2 separate regions of the Mus musculus genome follow, and region 2 is linked to region 1. Evidence: chromatin loops called from intact Hi-C (ENCODE). Cell type or tissue: heart. All regions are shown on one strand. Each heading gives the region's core, and the rest is flanking DNA. Links, peaks and the distances in the headings are about the cores only. Region 1 overlaps Stambpl1 (STAM binding protein like 1). Region 2 overlaps Ankrd22 (ankyrin repeat domain 22).

Region 1 (8,000 bases), core at 1-8,000:
TTCTTTTTCTACCATACTCTTGTTGGTTTGGAATAACTCTGACTTAGAGACAAAGTTCCTAGGAGTGTATGTGTTTTCCTTGTGGAAAAGAGTGAGATATCTTCACTAGTGAGAAGCTTTAAATAGATCCCCAATTAATCCAATGAGCGAAGAATCTGACTATCTCAGACCACGTTCAAGGATCTTCAGACTCGGGAAATGAAGTAACTTGGCTGCAGAGATCAGAAAGCCCGGGATCTTGGACTCCCTTGTATTCTTTTAGAACTAAACACAGCACATTCCTGAGACTGTCTATGGCTCTTCATCCTTATAAACAGGAGAAGGGGGTCTCCAAGTTGTTAAAGGTGTTTGAGACCCATCAGGCTTAGCCACTGAAAATGCACAAAGAGAAAGAGGAGAATCTAAAGAAAATCCTGTCTAGACTAAACATGCGCCTTGCCATAGAGCCATATGCCCAGTAGGCTCATTGTCAAAATGCAAAGATCTCATAGAGGAATGAACAAAAGGACTTGGCAGCCTCTCCTCTGCCACAGATGCCTTCTCTGAGTAAAATAGAGCTTTCTATGTCATGGCAGAATGAAAGGTATGTTCTAAGGAGCCACAGTGCTGTGGAGGCAGCAAGTAGGTTGTCAATAGAAAAGTTACCCTGTCCATCACTTTATTTCAGACTGAATGTGCCCACGCAAGCATCGGAACCCTTCATTTCTGCATCTAAGAACTGTTTCTATGCTCGTGAGAACATCTCTCCCATGGAGCATGGCATGCCCATTGCCAAGGAAAATGGTGGTGGTGGTGGTGGTGATGATGGTGGTAATGGTGGTGGTGATGGTACTGGTGGTGATGGTAGTAGTGGTGAGGTGCTACTGCTGCTGCTGCTTCTGCTGGTGGTGGTGGTGGTGGTGGTGGTGGTGATGGTGGTGGTGGTGATGCTGGTGGTGACAGCAGCAGTAAATGTCATCTATTACAAAGGAATAAAGTACTAGGCAAGAAACGAATGACCTCCCATGAATTATGACAGAGTTCTCACTAAGGTCTGTGCTGTCATTATCTCTACCCCTTTCTACAGACAAGGAGATGACAGAGACAAACAGCACAGTGACTTCTAGAAGTCTCAAGAGTCAGTCAAGCCAAGATGTTCAACCCTGAGCATCACATGAAGTTATGGATCCCCACAATTATGGTTCTCACTTTGTGGAGGGCGAAGCTGCCATCACAGTTAACCTAGCTTGCCAATGCTCCAATCATGAACTCTTGGCAGAACTGACACTTAGTAAACTCATGTCTCTTTGATGTATAAGCCCAGTTTCACCCCTACAGTGACCTGGAAGATGTCAGAACCCAATATTTTGGCCCTAGCCATTTGTGAAAGTCCCCAGACATTTTATGAACAAACTTCTGCTCTGCAGGACGTGGCACTGTCAGGTGTGGACCCCCTTTGATACACACAAACATTGTTTAAAAGAAATGCCATCAGAAAAAGGTTTATAATCTAATTTAGACTCACAGCAAAGCAAAGGAGAGTATTTCACAGTTAAGAATTTGTCTAAGGGGACTGGAGAGATGGCTCAGTGGTTAAGAGCACTGACTGCTCTTCTGAAGGTCCTGAGTTCAAATCCCAGTGACCACATGGTGGCTCACAACCATCTGTAATGAGATGTGGCACCCTCTTCTGGAGTGTCTGAAGACAGCTACAGTGTAGTTACATATAATAAATAAATAAATCTTAAAAAAAAAGAATTTGGCTAAGGATAAATCTAATCCATTGGATGATCTAAACCCATCAGAGAAAGACCTACTTAATTCTGAGTGAAAAACATAAGTGTAGAATACCCCTTTCAAACCCAAATGTGACAGATTTATACACAGCTTGGCATTGAATAAATTGCTTTGATATCATGATACTTACTACCTCTGGGAAAATATAAAAACAAGAAATTATTTAAATCCACTCAAATTTCTGTATGAAGAAAACAACACACCATACAAAATAAAACCAAAACACAAAGGGCCAAACATACATGGATCCATCCCAGTGTGAGGAGACCATGTTGATCCTGAACATTGAATAATTCTTCGACGTTCTCCACATCGCAATAGTCTGGGCCAGCAGACTGCTTTGGCACAACCACATGAGTAATGGTGAATTCATTGTGTGTCTAGAAAACAAAACAAAACAAAAAGTAACAAGCCTCTGAGAGAAGAGACATCTGGACAGGATGTCATCAGCCAGCAGACCTCACCCCTTGTATCTCACTACACTCTCTCACAATCCAAAACCAAGCAGAAAAACTGACTCTACTAAAAGGTTTTGGACATCCATTATTTGGGTCTTGAATCCCATTGCTGCTATAGAAAGTAGAAAGGAATTAGTATCAGGGTGAACAATGGGTAATTGATACATAGTTAACAAATGATTTCTTTGCGTACTTGACCTACAATGGAAAATGTCTTCACACAGCAAGACCAGCATTCTTTAGAGAGACAGACTAATTTCCCAAATGCCTGATGCTACTAAAAGGTATGCCTATGAGTTGTCAGGGCTGATGTCTTGTTTTTATTAATTGTATGTAATTATGAAAGAATTAGGACTTTTCCTCTAAGAGTCTCCAGTGTCTTCCAAAATGAAAATGATACAGCTTTTAGAATCTAGTAAGAAGAAACATATTGCTCTCCTTGGGGAAAAGGTAAGTATGGAAAAGAAGGGGTCTTGAAGTAAAGAGATTTATTTAGGTCACTGGGTTGTGAGTTGCTGTCCTCTTCCAGACCTGGGGACCTCCCACCCTTCTAAAATACCATCCTGTCTCCAGCCTCAGGGCCCTCTAATGTGTTGAGTACTATTCTTTACATCTTGCCTCCTATTTTACCATTTTCTAAATAGTTTGTTTAAGGAGTTTTACAATGTTTCTGAAATTTTAGAGCTCATTTTTTTTAAGAATACCAAATCCATGAATAATGTCAGTAGTTTAAGGATATGTAAGAGTTAATAGTAACTTCATAATATTTACCCCTGCCCAGCCCCCATCTACACTGCTCTTCCTATCACAGGGAAGCCAGTACTACTCAATGGACCCTATTGAGAGATGGAATAAGATCATACCAGTTTTCCACAGAGGATCCCACAGGTCTCTATTCCTCTCACTGTGTTAGAGTCAGCCAGCAGCAGAAATTTATGGCAAAGATCTCTTGATAAAACTACACACCTCAGCCCTTCAACCACCAAATCTAAAACAGAAAAGAGAAACACGCTAAAACCAAGCCTCGGATCTTGTCCTTTCGAATTTCAGTGAGCAACGAAAGTACAGATTTCAACACTGAAACTACTGGGTGTTTCACATTCCATTTTTTTTTTTTTTAAAAATCAAACCTCTTGAAAGTAAACATTGATTAAAAGGAGGGCAAACTGACATGTACATATCATATACAAATTATTTTATAAGAAAGTTTATAGAAAGTCAGCACTATGACACAATTGACCTCTGGAACAACTCTTACATATATGTGTTTTCTCAGTGCACATTGCAAATATGCCAAAGAGCCTACAGCCCACAATTGACACATCATCGTAAAACACAGGATGAAAACTTATCATGTCTGCTATGTGTTACCTTCTATCATTCTCTGATCCAGAAGTAGACAAAAGCACTATTTTTTGGGGGGGAGGGGAACAATTACTAGTAAAGTAGCATGTGCAATGGCTGCCTACTGAATTTCTTCAATAGGTGCCTCTGTGAAAAAGAATTGCCTGCTCGATTTGAGAAACTTCATGGAGCCGATATGGCAGTGCTTGACATCACTAAGTGCTTGTGGAAAGCCCCACTGTTCACAGCTTAGCTGTCGATGGAACTAAGGAGACCCTACCCTCTCAGGCTGATGTTAAACACTGAAGTATCTCAGCAACCAAGTTTTCAGTAGCTTCTTCCCTTTCCCGTGTTTCCCTTCAAGCTGTATGCATGTCTTGAGTAAAACACGACGAAGGAAAATAAATGACTCCTTACTCAGAATCTCTACTCAGTATCAAAATACAACTGCTCTACGATCAGGCAAGTTACGTGGGTTGGATTTTAAAGGTAGATATAGTGAAGGTCAGATGTGCCTGCATCCGACATCACTTACTCTGAACAGCACTCAGGGTGGCTGCTGGCTTTAGGGCCCTGTTCACGGGAGGAGAGTAGTTAGCGAAATTGCTTCCATCACTTTTATGAGGGTGATCTGCAAATGCGTTCCTCAGAGAGTTGCTCTGGTGGGTGGAAAAGCAGGACAGCGCACTTCCGTCAGTCTGCTCAGACAACACCGGAGAGTCCTGACCTCGAATCTGGCCTCGAGCCAACTCCTGCTTCTTGAGTTGGTCTTCAAAAAACAGGAACTGTTCAGACTCTAGTTGCTGCTGGCGCATCTGAGCTATCCGCTGGCGCTCTGCCTCTATCAGTCTCTGATGTTCCAACTTTTTGAGAATTTCGGCTTTATATTTGTTCTAAGATGGTTGACGGGAGAAAAAAAATGTTAGTTTTCTGAGCCAAAAACATCAAACTGAAAGATAGTTTCAGTCCTTTGGCAGAGAGAGAGAGAGAGAGAGAGAGGGAGAGAGAGAGAGAGAGAGAGGGACCGAGGCACAGAAAGACAGGCACAGAGATATTCTTAGTTAAACAGAAAAACATTACAGCAAAAAAATTCATTAATTTGATGAAGAACACAGCTTCTCAATTAATCACATTTCACCAGGAACTACATAGCAGATATCCTGTCTATATTCCCCAGTGCTTCTACATACTAGAATACCAGTGTCCTGTTTTTCTGACCCCTCAGACCACGTGGAGCAAGGCATTTCATCCCTTAAATGGCACTGCACAGTCAGGTAGCTGCTTGCCAGATACTGCATTTGAAACTCAAACTAGCTGAGCTTAAATGAGTTTAGCAATGTGGTTCTCAGGCACACTAGTCACATTCTGAGTTGCCCAGCAGTTTTCCGGGCTGCGGCTGCTGTATACAAAGACGTTCTTTTGCTTGGGGCTCCCTAGAGCCTTTCTGTATTTGTCTACAGCATGCCTCTTCTAGGGGGTACATTATGGTGGAGGGGAATCACAGAGAATCCCAAACTTGTTTCACATATCTTCTATGAGAATTAACCAAAAGTTGGGTTAAAAATTAAGAATTACATTCCGAGTGCTAACAAAATACCTGGCTATTATCAGAGTAGAGAGATAAAAAAGGTAGTAAGTTCCCCAACTGATGCTGAAAAAAACAAAAACAAAACAAAACAAAACTTAGTGGCAAGGTACTGTAAGGTGGGAAGAGTTCAGGGGACTCAGCCTACAGCAGAGCTTCACAGGCACGCATCACTGTGGGCCCTGTTAACAGCATTAGGGACTCTGATTTGACATGTAGTCTACATTTCTAACAAGCAACATGGAATGCTGGTGCTGCCCACAGTCAGAGCTTACAGGTACGTTTGTAACTCTCCCCTAGGACTGGCTGCTGTTACTCCACTCCAGAAATTTCTACACGGGATAAGTGAGGCCACTGGTGTTACCCCAAGTAGAACATGGCACAGCTGTCTGATCTGCTCTTCCCAGAGAGACCCTGCGAAGGAGTACCGCCTGTATTTCCTCTGCTTATTAGTTAAAAACACCTCATGCTAGCCAGGCTTCCCGCTCTGAGACTGTTTGCGGAGGTAGAGAGAGATCGATGTGAAGTAAGAGGTGGTAGAGCCAGCAACCTTCAAAGCAAAGAGACAAAGCAGCAAATCCGTTGGGACCTGGTTTGGTGCTGCTGTGTACTCAAATGTTAAATTCTGTAGCCCAAGACGTGGTTGCCCCCAGATGCGAGAATTCTCATGTACAGGGGCCTTTGTTGTGTAATCCTTGCTTCTCAGTTGAAAGCTATTGGTTAAATAAAAGTGGCTACAGCCAATTACTGGGGAGAATAGAGGTAGGCGGGGCTTCAGTTACTGGGCTGGGGGTCAGAGGTTACCAGGAGGAGAGAGAGAGACAGAGAGGAAAAAACAGGAGGTCACCATCAGATGTGATGGACCAGGAGCACTTGGCTGAGTTAAATGCTCCCTGAGGACAAACTGATGGAGCAGAAATAACCGGGGTGAGACTCAAACAGCAAGTTCATAGGGAATGCACCTGGAGAATTAACAGCCTAGCATATAGAAAAATAGATTAGATCTAATTCCCCCACCCCCACCCCCCAGTAATTGTGCTAAAGCTGATAAAAAAATATCCATAGGATTTTTCCTTAAATTATTAGGGGCCTGGCAGGGTCATATTAAGAACTAATAGAGTTATTAAATGTCATTTAAAGCAATACATGTCTAATAATCTCATATAACATAAGGATTTGAATTCTGAGTTTGAGACTGCCAGAGATTTACTAAAAGTCTCCTTTCAATGCCCTCGAGTCTCTCTTCTCTAAGTAATAAAAACTCAGAAATAAAAATCCATTGAAACTCTAACTATGCCTCTTCTATCTTGACGGAATGTTGACTGTACTATTTAGGAACTAGATTCACATTTCCAAGTCCCACATGATTATATACATCGAAAATCACACTCTGTTCTGTCTACTTTCTGCAGCTTCCGTTCATCTGGAAAAAAAAAAGTATCAGCCATCTGGCTCAAGGTTACACTGGCAAGAGCCGGTCGGAAGCTCTATTTAAATCACTGTGGGAAGTCTCCTTCCTAATGTGCTGTTTCATTAGATGTTTTAGGAAACGAAACCACTGCATCCTTCAAGCATGTGCTTCACCCAAACACCCACATGAATTTTTTATCAGTTTTACATCACCGCATCTTGAATTTTTAATTTAAATGTACACTTCAAAAACTCATACACAAACGATCTTTTTTAAAAAAAAGCATTCTTACAGGAAACAGTGAAGAAATAAATGGGCCGACTGAACTTACTTTACTTTGCAAATACTCTTGGTATTCTATGTTATATTTCCTTAGCAGGTCCGTTTTCAATTCGTCTGTCCTTGGGAACGCAATCTCCTTCAGTTTCTTTCAAAAACATATAAAGATACCAGTTAGAGAGCTTTCTCAGTATACCCCTTCAGAGCATCAGCTGAGAAAGACACACAGCTGGGATGCTCAGAAAAATAAACCTAGAATTCCAAAATGCAGCTTTTGGGAATGAAGAAAAATATATATATATAAAAAAAGTGTGTTCATATAAAAAAATGACCTTTATTTATTTCACTAGTTAGATAAGCATTTTAGGTAAAACCAATAGGATTTCACATTGCATGGGTAAGTCCCTTAACGTTGGTGTTACGAGGGGAATTAAGGTGTATATGGTGGGTAGGGGTGTTGGATGTTAAAAAACAGCTGAGGAACCTTTTAAAACAACTCATAGTCTAAGTCCTAATCCCAGATCTGCTGAATTCGCTTCTCCAGCAAGTGCTGAGGGAGCGTGGGTCTTAGACAACTTCTTCATTGGTTCTTAATGTCAGGAAAACCTAAGAAACTGGATAGAGTCCAATCACACCCTCCCTTCTAGAGGAAACGAAGCAGAAGTCTAGTGAGATTGGCTCATACAAGTTGGTGATAAATGATCCAGTTGGACAAGGATCCAAGCATCTCACCTCTAGCTAAACTCTCCCACCAAAATTTCTTTCTTGGAAGTAAATGGTTACATAGATCTTAACAACAGGGATAGGTCCTAGCAAATGTACATTTCAGTGACTTTGTTACCATGTGAAAAGTCACAGTATAAACTTGCACAAATGAAGATGGTTACAACGTCAGTAAACAGTAGCCGTTAATGGGACCACTGTCCTCTATAGGGTTCAGGAGTTGAAGCATCATTGAGCATACTATGTGACTGTAGCTAAAACTTGGGGTTCCCTCAAAAATCCACACTGATTTTAAGATAGTTACTTCATCCAGTGGAGAGTAATCAAAAGCAGCTAACATGGTTGGTTTCAGCAAGCTCAGGAAAGCAACAGGACTCTCAATCTCTGGGAGGAATCGTAAGGTAGGTCCTTCTGCCCATTACAG
Region 2 (9,240 bases), core at 554-8,553, 82 kb after region 1:
AGGCTGACCTGGCTACAGCTGCTGCTGATTGCCAGATCTGCCAACAGCAGAAAACAACACTGAGCCCCAGATATGGCACCATTCCTCGAGGTGACCAGCCAGCAACCTGGTGGCAGGTTGACTACATTGGACCACTTCCTTCGTGGAAAGGACAGCGTTTTGTTCTTACTGGAGTAGATACTTATTCTGGTTATGGATTTGCCTTTCCTGCACGTAATGCCTCTGCTAAAACCACCATTCACGGACTGACAGAATGCCTCATCTATCGTCATGGTATTCCACACAGTATTGCTTCTGACCAAGGAACTCATTTCACAGCCAGAGAAGTACGACAGTGGGCTCACGATCATGGAATTCACTGGTCTTACCACATTCCCCATCATCCTGAAGCAGCTGGGCTGATAGAAAGATGGAATGGCCTTTTGAAGACGCAGTTACAGCGCCAATTAGGTGGTAACAGCTTGGAAGGCTGGGGCAGAGTTCTTCAGAAGGCAGTATATGCTTTGAATCAGCGCTCGATATATGGTACAGTTTCACCCATAGCCAGGATTCATGGGTCCAGGAATCAAGGGGTGGAAAACGGAATAGTTCCACTTACTATCACTCCTAGTGACCCTCTAGGAAAATTTTTGCTTCCTGTCCCCATAACTCTAGGTTCTGCTGGCTTAGAAGTTTTGGCTCCAGAGAGGGGAGTGCTCCTACCAGGAGCTACAACAAACATTTCATTGAACTGGAAGCTCAGACTTCCCCCTGGTCATTTTGGGCTTCTAATGCCCTTAAACCAACAGGCTAAAAAAGGAATAACAGTGTTAGGAGGGGTGATAGATCCAGATTACCATGGGGAAATTGGATTACCTCTTCACAATGGTGGTAAGCAAGATTATGTCTGGAGTGCAGGAGATCCCTTAGGGCGTCTCTTAGTACTACCATGTCCTGTGATTAAAGTCAATGGGAAACTACAACAGCCTAATCCAAGCAGGATGACAAAGGACGCAGACCCATCAGGAATGAAGGTATGGGTCAATCCTCCAGGAAAAGAGCCAAGACCTGCTGAGGTGCTGGCTGAAGGTGAAGGAAATACAGAATGGGTAGTAGAGGAAGGTAGTTATAAATACCAATTAAGGCCACGTAACCAGTTGCAGAAACGAGGATTATAAAGTAATATGAATGCCCATTGTAAATTTACTAATGCGTTTGCGATTGTACGAGGGATAGTTATATCATGTTAGGCGTATTTACAACCTTGTTATTGTTTCATGTGAACATGAGATATTATTTGTGTCAAGTTGACAAGGGGTGGATTGTAGTGGCTATTCCTGGTTGTCAACTTGACAATATTTGGAATGAACTACAATCCGGAATTGGAAGGCTCACCAGTGACCCTTATCTGGAGGCTTGGAGATCCTTATCTGGATCTTGGTTTGAAGATCTTGAGCCATAGTGGCTATGGATTCCAGAAGATTGAATCTCCGAGTTAAGGAACACACCTTTAATCTGGGCTATGCCTTTCATCTGGGATTAAAGGTGTGGTGGAACACACCTTTAATCTGGGCTACACCTTTTGCTGGAGACAATATAAGGACATTGGAAGAAGGGAGTCTAGCTCTTGCTCTTGCTCCTTCGCCTGCTTGCCGTGTGAGACTGAGTAACTGCTAGATCCTTGGATTTCCATTCACAGCTGCGACTGAACAATTGTAAGGAATTGGGCTGCCGACTGTAAGTTATCAATAAATTCCTTTACTAACTAGAGACTATCCGTAAGTTCTGTGACTCTAGAGAACCCTGACTAATACATAGTCTCTTACTACTTCCAGCAGTGTTAATTTTACTATGCCTCAAAGAGACTCACAGAGCAGATTTTTTCCATAGTTTACATTTGGCTTCATGGTTTCCTAGCTTTGAGCACCTTGCTCGGGCCACTCTTCCTACTAGACCACGTGTCTAACTTTGCTCTGGTCCTCCCTTCTCCATCCTGCTAATTTAACAGTGAGGCATAGTAAGCCACCTAGCTGACAGACAGGTTTCCCAACTTTTACTCTGGGCCCCTTCACACAACCCTTCTCCAGCCATAGACTTGCTGAAGAAACTCCTGCACCAGCTCAGGCAGCTGTCAGTGATGACTGCCTCCATGCTTGGTGATTAAAACCATTTGGTGTTTTTATCGAGCCCAGACACTAGTCATTAGGAATTCACCATTCCCTCCACCCATGCTTTGGGAGTCTCTTCTATATTGTCCTCCACCCTACCTCCTGTGTGATTAACCCGTTCATGTAGGTAAACATCAATGCTATTTCTCTATCAACCCATGTCTACCAAGCCATATACTTTGTGACAAACATCTATTAAAATGAAGTGTGGTGACCGAAGGATTTTTTTTTTCTGGTCAAAAAATACTTTAGCCAATATACAGTTCTCTCTACTGATTTTACCTGTCTTTTCTCCATTGATTTGGGGCCAAAATTTTCCTTCTGGATCATCAGACTAACTCATTTTTGCCCTGTCCTGTTATTTTTGCACTCTCTTTCAGCAACCATCTCCTATTTCATAGCCATTCATGTGCATGCTAATTGGACCCTTATGCTTCAATAATTAGAAAAGTGGCTAGCACTAATTGAAGATTCTGGATGACTCAGCCCCAAACAAACTGCTTCATCCACATGGTCGGTCGGGTTTAGTTCTTTCTACAACATTATGAGAAGGAACAGTTAGTGGATGGAGGAGGAAACTCAGCAGAAGTATTTAAAGTGTTTAGATAAATTAACAAGTAACACTTTGGCAAGGAGGGAGAGGGAAGCCTAGAGCATGGTAAGCTCACATCTGAAGCTTGTATTCCTAGTCACGTGAGAGCACCATTTCCCACCCAAATGTGCAGAATCCTGGCTGGACCCTATATGTTACACACTCTCTAGCTTTTCCTGGATATTTGCCCTGCTAAGCTTCCTCTCCCTGATAGTTGTTCAAAGACAGTTTAATGAGTGTTATGAAATTCAATGCAGCTGGTGTGTGTGTGTGGGGGGGGTATCTTTAGCGGGTCTAAATCAAGATGGACCCCTCAGAAATTACACCATGTAACAAACCTGGTGTAACAGAGGTTTATTGAGGGGAAGAGAGAGGAGTGAGGACCTGGGGAAAGCGTAGAGGCAGAAAGCCAAGATGGGAAGCAGAGTTATGAGGGTAGAGAGACTGGGGATGGGGGGCGGGAGAGGAGAAGGGGAGAGGGGAAGGGAGAGGGGAAGGAAAGAGAAGGGGAGAAGAGAGAAGGGAGGGGAGAAGGAGAAGGGAGAGAGGAGGGGAGAAGGAAGGGGAGGAGGAGAGGGGAAGAGGTGAGAAGGAGGGGGGATGGGGAGGGAAAGTGGAGGGGGGAGGAAGAGGGGAGAGAGAGGGAGAGAGAGAGAGAGAGAGAGAGAGAGAGAGAGAGAGAGAGAGAGAGAGAGAGAGAGAGAGAGAATGTGTGTCAGCTGTGCTTCATAGCTTAGGTCATGTCCCTATCACTTCTGAGCTATGCAACTTTGGATAAGGAGACAATCTCTCCTCCTTTTACCTGTGCTGAGTGAGTAGAAAAACCCTACCTTATAGGGCTGTTTTGAGGACCTCAGGAATAGTTGAGATATCCAATATGTGTTTGTTCTTTTTAGAATTCATTCATTGATTCATTTACTCACAAAGAACATGTTGAATGCTTATTGGGTCCCACACTATGCTAGATGCTGCAATACGACAAGAAAGCATAGACAACAATAATTGGTGTTGTGTTTTTAGGTGCTGTGACAATCACAGATCAATAATTAATAATGTATTTGCTCACTGTTTGGAAAGGAAAAGGTCTGAGACTGAGGGTCAGTATCCACCGAGGGCTCCATTGTTCCACGTGCAGCTTAGGTGTGTGTGTTGGGGGGGGGGGGTGATGTGGAGGCTGGACAGGCGAGACGGGGATAACACAGTCACCTGTAGAGAGTAATGAACTGGGGTGTGAGTCCTGAGGACAGCAGAGAGTTGGTGCTGGGCATACAGGGGAATTTTAGAGTTTTAGAAGTCATTTTTTCAGGTGGGGTTACTCTAAGCTAAAATGCCTTGAGGTTGCAGGAACTTTAATAACATTGAACAGCTTTTCTTTCTGCTCAAATGGGTACTTCTGTCTTCTTGTTACTTTCCACTTTGTCAGCAATTTTCGTTGTAATTTTAATTTTTTATCTAACATAGCAAACTGTATACTTAAGAAGTACAGTGGGATAATTTGACTTGTGTGCAATGTATGGTGACCAAATCAGGTTTCTATTAAATATGTATCATTTCATTATGTGGGGAACCTTGGAATCCCTATTGTCTACTTATTTATAAAATATATAACAAGTTGCTTAAAGCTGTAACCACCCTCACATGCTGGTAGAATTCTGCTTCCTGTGTGCTTTTCTGACACTGATCTGCCCCCTACTGGAAACAGTGCAAAACAGCAGGAAATCTTTTGGGTTCCACTTGAGTGTGGCATACATTATCCTGGTAAATTATCCTATGCTATTTAAGTTCATTGAGGAGCTGGCCCTGGAAGTGGAATTGCCCCTCCCATATTTGAGTCACAATCCTGTTTGTCTCTAAGTGTTCTTCCAAGACCCCTTGTCCGGGCACAGTTTGGCCCAGCTGGCTCTGTTAATGAAAGAAAGAAGAATGTCAAAAAAGCTCAAGGCTGAAACTTTGTGACCAGCAGAGGATACTGTTGTTTATCTCATGGTATAAAATGCCTATGGCTTGGTGGGAAACAAGCTGAAACCGGAAGTTCAGCCATGGAAGGCTCATTTATGGAGAGAGCTCAGTTGGGATGTGTTCCCCACCTCCCCTCTGCTAAATACCTCACTGCAGAAACACTATTGTCTCATTATTTTATTCTTTTTCCTTTTCTTTTTCATCCTCCTCCTCTTCTTTGTTTTTCAAGACAGGGTTTCTCTGCTTATCCCTGGCTGTCTTGGAACTCACTATGTAGACCAGGTTGGCCAAGAACTCAGAGATCCACCTGCCTCTGCCTCCCAAGAGCTGGGATTGGAGGGAAGTGCACTCCTGGGCCAAGGTCAACAGCCTTTAAGGGATGCCTGGTACCATATTAAGTTTCTTTAGCTCTCACAGGGGAGCAATGTTGTGAGTAAATTATATAAGTTCTCTTGGTACTCTGGAGGGAATGTCACTAATAGACTGAGATGGAGCAGGGAATAAGCCTAGTGCCATCAAGTTAGGGCTGGTTATCAAATTCCCATAATGCCTACTACAAAAGGGCTGCACATCCTAATCCTAATCCTTTCAAACAGCTACGGAGAACTGGAAACAACTGCCGCTAATCACCAGTTATCTGGTGTTCTGTAGGGAACGTGGTCCAGCATCATGAAATCTATAATAATTCAAAGAGAAGCAAGAAGGCGAATTAAAATGGTTTAAAAATTGAACAAGAGAATATATGAAAGGAAAAGTATCAGTGCCGGACACGCCAAGGCCATGTTCTTAACACAAAGCAGATTCATTAAACCCAGAGAGAAAAAGGGCAGGGGATAAGAGACAGAGCCAGGAGATAGAGGATGAGGGAGAAGGGAACAAGGGAGACGGAGAAGAAGTATTTGTCCCTGGAGGTCAAAGGACTGCCTCAGGATAGAGAGGAGCCAGATGTGGCCCATAGGCAAAGAGCAGTTTATAAAGGTAAAGGGGGAAACCCCATGTTAGGATGAAGTGTTTAATTTTAATTGGGCTTGTTAATTAGGTGAGCCAACAGGGGCTTTTGATTGCTGGACTTCAATTCTTAATGATAGCTGGACCTCAGGAGGAAGAAGTAGCCAAATAAGGGAATAGACCTTGATGGTTAACTTTAAGACTGTAATCTAATGGGTTTAACAAGGTAGAGGGAATTGGGGAGAAGAGCCATGTCATGTTACAGCTTCCCAGATTCCCTTCAATTCAGCTTTAAGATGACCTACTCCCGGCTCGTCACAGCAAACCCAGTCTTCTAGAAGCACAGAAAAAAAGAGAATGCATCCATAACTTTAAAGAGGAATTTTTTTTATTAGATTAGTTTACACAGTTAGAGGCTGAAAATCCCGCAAGGCAACGTGTAGGCTACAGAGCCTGGAGGACCAAGGGCAGCTAAGTTCAAGGAATTGGACACCAGCAAACAAAAGCAAACCCGAGGAGTCAATGATACAGCCCAAGATGAAACCAGGGCCTAGAAGTCCCCAGGAGGGACCCTGTGGTAATCTGCATTTTTATATTTGCGTGTGCATATGTGCATGTGTGTGTGTGTGTGTGTATTAGTCAGGGTTTTACTGCTGTGAACAGACACCATGACCAAGGCAAGTCTTATAAAAAAGAACATTTAATTGGGACTGGCTTACAGGTTCAGAGGTTCAGTCCATTATCATCAAGGTGGGAGCATGGCAGCATCCAGGCAGGCATGGCGCAGGCAGAGCTGAGAGTTTTCTGTCTTCATCCAAAGGCTGCTAGTGGAAGACTGACTTCCAGGCAACTAGAATGAAGATCTTAAGACCACAGTGGCACACCTACCCCAACCTGGTCACACCTATTCCAACAAGGCCACACCTCCAAATGGTGCCACTCTCTGGTCCAAGAATATACAAACCATCACAGTGTGTGTGTGTGTGTGTGTGTGTGTGTGTGTGTGTGTGTGTGCGCGCGCGCGCGCGTGCTCACATGTGCCCGTGCTATAGTGCAGGTGTGGAGGTCAGTGGACAACTTACAGAAGTTGATCCTCTACTTCTTCCTTGTGGGTTCCTAGGTTAGAACTCAGGTGATCAAGTTTGGTGGCAAGTGCCTTAACCCACCTCAGAGGAAGTCACATGGGTTTTTGATTACCCATGGCTGCCCTAAAGTCTTTCCTTCCCTAATGCACAATTCTACTCTACCGAGATTCTACTCTTTCTGGTAATCTCTACTTAATTCCCTGCCATGATGTAAAATTTCCATAGTGGATGTAGTTCATAGTACTTCATCCATTTGATTACTCATGCATCCACATGACCTTTTGCCTATTTCATGTTGCAAGCAATTTTGGAAAATATAGACTTAGGGTAATGTTTTCTTCTTAATGGTTCGTGCCTGTATTTCAAGAACTGTTCTTCTTCTCTTGACTCAGCCCATCTGCCAGGCAGCCTACCAGAACGACTTGGGGCAAGTGTGGCGGTGGGCAAAAGAAAGCAACCATTATGTGGATGTTCAAGATAGCTTCAATGGCGATACTCCCCTCATCTGTGCCTGCAGGCGGGGCCACCTGAGAATTGTCTCCTTCCTTTTAAGGAGAAATGCTGATGTCAACCTCAAAAACTTGGTGAGTTTGCTGTGAGATGATGGTCTAATGCAAATGGCATTGTTTCAAGTGTGACATTTCTACAGGCCTAACTTGGAATATGCCTTTAGCTAAAAATTTTATTCACGTAGATACATTCAAAACTTGTGTGATGTTTAACAAAAGAATGTGCAACTATAATGAGCTATGTAGTTTCTCTTATAATCTGATGTTTGCCAAAAGAAGAATAAATAAAATAAGTTAAACAGACAAATGAATGAATTAATACATATACCACAGTAATCAAAGAAACAGAACAAAGGGAGGCTGTGACATGACTACTTGGAGATGAGAAACAGCAGAATGTAAGGAGGTATGGGGGAATATACACCAAATATGCCCTGAACAGAGGGAGCGAGTGCAACTGTGAAGCATCTCCTTAAATTGCTCAACTGATGTCGCTTTTCTTTCTTATAGCTTCTAATATAGACAATTTTTTTGCCTGCTTTGCCTTATATAACCCAAGGGCATTTTGCTAGACTAAAATCATAAAAATAGCATTTCAACGAGCAGGGATGTTTGGTGATGACATCATTGTGCCTCTGAGAAAGAAGACCGTCCACTCTGTTGGCTGTAGGCAGCTTCTCCTTTTTCTGTTCTGCTTTCTCTAACCCGTCTTCTTTCTCTCTTCATTATTTCATTACAGAAATAATGGGGGAAAGAAAACATGGTGCTTGCCATTATTTACATTCTTACCTGTTGTTTTGATATAGGGTTGCATTTTTTAATAATGTTTTTCACTGGTGTGTGTTCATGTACTGTGTGCTGGGTTACATGAGAGCATTTTCACCCAAGTCTGTTGTATACTTCTAACATATTCTCCCTTACTTCCTTACCTTATATACCCCATATATCTCTTTACCTTCTCCTTATATATCCCAAATACCTTCTTACCTACTGCCTGTATACCTCATATACCTCCTTACATTCTCCTTATATATCCCATATACATCCTTACCCTCTCCTTATATACCCCATACACCTCCTCACCTCCGATCTCTCCTTTCCTGTTAGTCTCCCCTGTTTCCCGAGACAGTTTTACTTTTAATTCCAACTCAAATATTTATACATGATTGCATGTATCTTTATAAAAAATGATCCACAAAGGAGAGAAAATGAGATATTTCTCTGTGACTGACAGTTTACTTCCACTGACTGTCTCCAGTTGTACCCATTTTCCTATGAATGATGTGACTTTATTTTCCTTTGTGCCTAAAACAGTCCATCATACATGTATACCATACTTAGTTCATCTATTCCTCTGGTGATGAGCATTTCATTTGGTTGTATGACCTAGGCATGGTGCAGTGTGCTGCAGTAAACATGGTTGTGTTCCAGGGTCTTTTCCTGGCAGAGAGGAGAGCTAGAGTCTTTGTTGACTGGGTGGCTCACAGAGGAGATAAGGAGTCAGAGTTGTGGAGGGGAGGAAGGGAGGTGATGGTCAGGCAGGGGGAATCTTGCAGCTGAATTGCTGGCCATATCTGCTGCTCTGACTGACTGACTAGCAACCAGGTGTTTCTTTATTTACATAAATTTCACAGAACAAAGGCAGGACTAATGATTATCCAAGTGGTACAGAATATATGTTTGATTTTTCACTACCTGTCCAGGGTGGTCTTTGTGAGGGTTATCCAAATATATATATTAGGCAATTGAGATTTTTTTGATATTTTTCTCACATTTGTCATTGATTCATAGGAAGACTACTGACTTTTGTAAGTTACTTTTCTACTCTGCTATGTTGCTGAAATGAATGTCTTTCTCAGAGATGAGAGTTTTATGTTGAAGTCTTTAGAATCTCTTACAAAATGGAATCATATCACTCGCAAATAAGATACCTTGACTTGTTCCTTTTCTGTCTAGATTCCTTTTGTTGCCTCTTTTGTTTTACTACTCTACCCAAGATT

Evidence for each region. A loop is a pair of places that touch in the nucleus more often than their neighbours do. Peaks named below come from ENCODE experiments on the same cell type or tissue, not always from the same donor. Only the 100,000 strongest peaks of a DNase experiment are listed, where the experiment ranks them.
Region 2: a loop joins it to region 1, with 3 times the contacts of the local background. A loop is called at or near these places in 14 of 42 quality-filtered maps.

What each region holds. Positions count from the first base shown.
Region 1 is chr19:34,230,432-34,238,431 of GRCm38, reverse strand. It overlaps Stambpl1 (STAM binding protein like 1), which reads right to left. Exons shown (of 11, transcript NM_029682.5): 5 at 6,906-7,001; 6 at 4,114-4,471; 7 at 3,098-3,222; 8 at 2,019-2,156. Among named protein-coding and RNA genes, the nearest start is that of Acta2, 21 kb to the left of the region's middle. In heart, for the core only: no CTCF peak of the experiment used is centred there; a DNase peak (open chromatin) is centred at 4,271.
Region 2 is chr19:34,147,291-34,156,530 of GRCm38, reverse strand. Ankrd22 (ankyrin repeat domain 22) reads left to right here. Exons shown (of 6, transcript NM_024204.6): 2 at 7,124-7,315. Among named protein-coding and RNA genes, the nearest start is that of Ankrd22, 14 kb to the left of the region's middle. In heart, for the core only: a CTCF peak has its summit at 4,430 (motif pointing left); no DNase peak of the experiment used is centred there.